Regions from separate parts of the Homo sapiens genome. Here region 1 is linked to region 2. The links are chromatin loops, found by intact Hi-C in ENCODE. Cell type or tissue: sigmoid colon. All regions are shown on one strand. Region 1 overlaps TERB2 (telomere repeat binding bouquet formation protein 2). Region 2 overlaps SORD (sorbitol dehydrogenase).

The links. A loop is a pair of places that touch in the nucleus more often than their neighbours do. Peaks named below come from ENCODE experiments on the same cell type or tissue, not always from the same donor. Only the 100,000 strongest peaks of a DNase experiment are listed, where the experiment ranks them.
Region 1: it touches region 2 in a loop (5-fold over the local background); 63 of 110 quality-filtered maps call a loop at or near these places.

What each region holds. Positions count from the first base shown.
Region 1 is chr15:44,966,449-44,968,948 of GRCh38, reverse strand. All of the region lies in intron 5 of TERB2 (telomere repeat binding bouquet formation protein 2), which reads right to left. Among named protein-coding and RNA genes, the nearest start is that of TERB2, 11 kb to the right of the region's middle. In sigmoid colon, no CTCF peak of the experiment used is centred here; no DNase peak of the experiment used is centred here.
Region 2 is chr15:45,035,738-45,038,237 of GRCh38, reverse strand. The region is part of intron 1 of SORD (sorbitol dehydrogenase); the gene reads right to left. Among named protein-coding and RNA genes, the nearest start is that of SORD, 14 kb to the right of the region's middle. In sigmoid colon, a CTCF peak has its summit at 974 (motif pointing right); a DNase peak (open chromatin) is centred at 977; H3K27ac peaks cover 480 bases.

The DNA of each region.
Region 1 (2,500 bases), 69 kb after region 2:
CTCTCTCTCTCACACACACAAACTAAGTAAATAAATAAGGTGTTTAAGAAAGAAAAAAAACTCCTCTTTATACCATAATTTCCACATCCGATAATTTACATGAAGAAAACTATCAAAAAAGTAGAGCAAGATTTATTTTTAAAAAGATGTTCATGGAAGTGTCATAAAAGTAACAAATTCTAGGCCAGGTGTGGTGGCTCATGCCTGTAATCCTAGCAGCATTCTGGGTGGCTGAGGAGGGAGGATCTCTCACTTCAGCCTGGGAGGTTGAGGCTGCAGTGAACTGAAATCGTGCCACTGCACTCCACCCCTGGGGGTCAGAGTGAGCTTTTGTCTCAAAAAAAAAAAAAAAAAAAAAAAAAAAGGTTAAACAAAATGAAATGCCATATGCTGCCAGTACACATCATAATATCAAATAAGATTTTTCGGCCAGGCACGGGTGGTTTATGCCTGCAATCCCAGAACTTTGGGAGGCTGAAGCAGGTGGATCACTTGAGGCCAGGAATTTGAGACCAGCCTGGGCAACATGGCCAAACCCCGTCTCTACTAAAAATACAAACAATTAGCTGGTGTGGTGGGGTGGCATGTGCCTGTAGTCCCAGCTGCTCGGGAGGCCAAGGCACAAGAATTGCTTGAACCCAGGAGGCAGAGGTTGCAGTGAGCCGAGATCACGCCACTGCACTCCAGCCTGGGCAACAGACTAAGATTCTGTCTCAATTAAAAACAAAAAATGAAGGTTATCACTGGGAGAGGATTTGGGAGAAATTAGGATTTTATACTAATTCTGTACTGCCTGATTTTTCATACATCAAGTTTGTATGATGTAAAAAAAATCAACGTCCCTAGTACTATGCTAACAAATGCTTCAGCAGGTAAATTGAGGGTATATTTTATCTGTGTTCACACTGCACCCTCTGGTGTTTCCACAGAGAAAAGGCTCTAAGTAGACACCTACCTAGGGTTTATTCATATCCTTTGTCCATTTCTGTTGTTTTTGGATTGGACATATTTTTCCCAGATTTCTAATACCTCTTTGTATATTAAGGAAATTAGCCCTTATGGGAGAAAAACTTGAAAAAATTATATAAATTACATCATTACTTTTTATTTTGAAGAAAGATAACTACTATTTGATCATTTATATTACAGCAGCTAAATACCAGACTGTAGGGTACCCCAGTCCCATCCTCCCCTCCCCTGATTCCACTCCTGGCTTGCTTTCTGTGTCCTGACCAAAAATCACAGAGGGCTTTGACTGCTCTGTGAGACAGCCCAGTGCAGGGTTTTCCCATCAGGCTTGAACTCAAACCAGGACCTTAAACATTTCCAGGCACTGATAAAGGTATCTAGGTTGCTGCTCAAAACACTGAAAGAAACTGGCCTCAGCCCTGAGCCAGATTCCTTAAACCCTCATATAAACTCCATACCCAGACCCCCTCACTGTGGATATACCTAGGTAGAACACCCCTTATATCTTGTCCATTGCAAGGATTGGTGCGATACTCTGCAAGTTCCCTCAATAAATGCTTTAGACTGATTACTCTAGCTAGTGGTTCTTTCTTTAGAATCCCAACTGGCCCCAGCTTGGGACTGTTTGGGGCACTCCGTTGTGGGGATTCCCCTGCCTCCACTTTTAGATTGACTCCGGCCACAGGTTTGGAGGGATAAAACAGACTTCTGAAGAACCAATGTTCCCTATGAATATTTGAAAACCAACTGAATTGGAAAATATGAAGCTAGGACTAGATCATGTATAAGCCTGCAATGAGAAGGCCTCTTATAAACTGTTCCTAATACAATGGCAAGGCCATGTTTGTTTGTCTTTTTAAATTAATTTCTTGTTTTTCTTTGAGACAGAGTATTGTTCTGTCACCCAGGCTAGAGTGCAGTGGCGTGATCACGGCTCACTGCGGTCTCAACCTCCTGGGCTCAAGCGATCCTCCCACCTCAGCCTCCAAATAGCTGGGACTATAGGTATGTGCCACTATGCCCAGCTAGTATTTTAAATTTTTTATAGAGGTGGGGTATCCCTATGCTGCCCAGACTGGTCTCAAATTCCTAGGCTCAAGCAGTCATCCGGCTTCAGCCTCCCTAAGTGCTGAGATTACAAGCATGCGGCACAATGCCCAAATTTAATTTCTTAAACCAACGTAATATATTAAAGCAATTTGGAAAGAAGATGGGAAATCACTCACCACTTTTCATCCTAATAAAATTACTGCTAATATGTAGTGTATTTCCTTCCAAGTAAAAAATATATTTTAAGATTCTTTTGTAGTTCATAAGTGTGATGATGGGGTTTTCACACACAGATACGTATAATTTTTAAATAATTTATTAACTGCTATCATAACATACATAAAATCCTTGTCTCCTTTCTGCAGAGACAGTATAGTGTGCTATACTATGAGATAGTATAGTATTCTACATAGTAAATACCTGGTATAGTATTTAATGACTACCATTTAAATAATGGGCTCTGACTCAGTGCAAATCCTGC
Region 2 (2,500 bases):
GGGAGTCTTTTTATCTTTTAATAATTTAGACTGGCTACATCAGAAGGAAGGAAGGAAGGAAGGAAGGAAGGAAGGAAGGAAGGAAGGAAGGAAGGAAGGAAGGAAGGAAGGGAGGATGCGAGGGAAGGAAGTAATCAGTCTAGAAATAGCCACCTCAAGATAGCTGATTGTCACCAAAACCTTCCTCAAAGTTGTTGCTGGTCCCACATCAGACATCAGGGACCGCTGTGTAAAGTGATCCTTCTGTTATACCACGTGGATTTTTTTTTTTTTTTACTTTAAGTTCTGGGATACATGTGCAGAACCTGAGGTTTGTTACATAAGTATACATGTGCCATGCTGGTTTGCTGCACCTATCAACCTGTCACCTAGGTTTGAAGCCCCACATGCATTAGGTATTTGTCCTAATGCCCTCCCTCCCCTTGTCCCCCACCCCCTGACAGGCCCTGGTGTGTGATGGTCCCCTCCCTGTGTCCATGTATTCTCATTGTTCAACTCCCACTTATGAGTGAGAACATGTGGTATTTGGTTTTCTGTTCCTGTGTTAGTTTGCTGAGAAGGATGGCTTCCAGCTTCATCCATGTCCCTGAAAAAGACATGATCTCATTCTTTTTTATGGCTGCATTATACTGCGTGAAATGTTAAACTGCAGGTTAAATTGAAACTAAAGACTAAGGTCTTTATTTCAAACATGGGAGAGCACCCCACCCTCCCTGCTAAAGGCACTAGTAGGCAAATTCACAGACACTGAAAGACAGTTCCACAGCATACAATTCATAGCCTTGCCTCCAGCCTGGCCAGACCTGAACGCCCCATTTCGAGGTGGAGAGGTGGTAAGACTAAAGCTTAGAACAACAGTCAGGCACACCAAATAGGCCCTGGGTCACTAGAGAGAACACTACTGTAAATATTTATTCAAGTTAACAGAGCTGAACAGCTGTGCTCGTACCACACAGCAAAGCTGCAGTGACTCTCCCAGACACGAGAGGGTGCTGTGCCCACAGCCTGTGCTGTGCCTGTAGCAGAACACGCTTGATGGAGAAGTTCAAATAAATTCCTCTCCCTGCACACCAACTTTCTTTTTCCATTCTTTTTCTGGCTGATTCTAATTACCCTTGCAACTCAGGCTTGTCTCCTGCCTCCTGTCTCTGTAGGAGACATGCTACCTGAGCACAAAACCATTTTAACATCAGCCTGTAGGTTTGTAAATATTGCCCTAAGCACACTGTGGAGACTACAATGTTTTAGAAAGTTATTACAGCATGGTTGCTCAAAACCTTGCTTTTCATGTTTCCTTGCCATGATGTTGGCCACAATCCTCTGTTTGCTTAATCTTTTTCTGTCTCAGATACTCTTCCATTTATCCTATTTCTCATCTACCAAAGTTTCTTAGTTTCTCTGAGATCCTGAACTTTCACTTTTATCTCCACAGCTCTTTTTTTTCTCATTCCCAAAGGTTTTGTCATCTCAATCATATTAAAGGTTTCCTAAACGAATTTCTTTCATTTATTTATTTTTTGTAACTCATCAGCAGTCCCTGATGTCAGATGTCACTGCACTCAGGCTACAGTGCAGTGGCACGATCTCGGCTCACTGCAGCCTCAACCTCCTGAACTCAAGTGATCCTCCCATCCTCCCACCTCAGCCTCCCAAGTAGCTGGGATTACAGGTGCATGCCACGCTGCGTGGCTAATTTTTTTTTATTTTTGGTAGAGACGGAGTTTCACCATGTTGGCCAGGCTGATCTCGAACTCCTGGCCTCAATTGATCTGCCTGCCTCTGCCTCCCAAAGTGCTGGGATTACAGGCGTGAGCCACTGTGCCTGGCCGAATTTCTTATCTTTTAATGAGTGACTACAAGAGGACTAAAAGGAATTGAGTAATTCTTCTTTACCATAGTTGTGTGAGTTTTCCAGAATATTTCACTTCAAGTCAGAAATACATATCTTAATCACATATATACTCCTCTCTTTGTGTCCGGAATTGGTGGGTTCTTGGTCTCACTGACTTCAACAATGAAGCTGCGGACCCTCGCATTGAGTGTTACAGTTCCTAAAGGGGGCGTGTCCGGAGTTTGTTCATTCTGATGTTCGGATGTGTTCGGAGTTTCTTCCTTCTGGTGGGTTCGTGGTCTCGCTGGCTCAGCAGTGAAGCTGCGGACCTTCGCGGTGAGTGTTACAGCTCTTAAGCCAGCGTTTCTGCAGTTGTTTGTTCCTCCCGGTGGGTTCGTGGTCTCCCTGGCTTCAGGAGTGAAGCTGTAGACCTTCGCCGTGAGTGTTACAGTTCTTAAAGGCGACGTGTCCGGAGTTTGTTCCTTCTGATGTTCAGATGTGTTCGGAGTTTCTTCCTTCTGGTGGGTTCGTGGTCTCGCTGGCTCAGGAGTGAAGCTGCAGACCTTCGCGGTGAGTGTTACAGCTCTTAAGGCGGCGCGTCTGGAGTTGTTCGTTCCTCCCGGTGGGCTCGTGGTCTCGCTGGCTTCAGCAGTGAAGCTGCAGACCTTC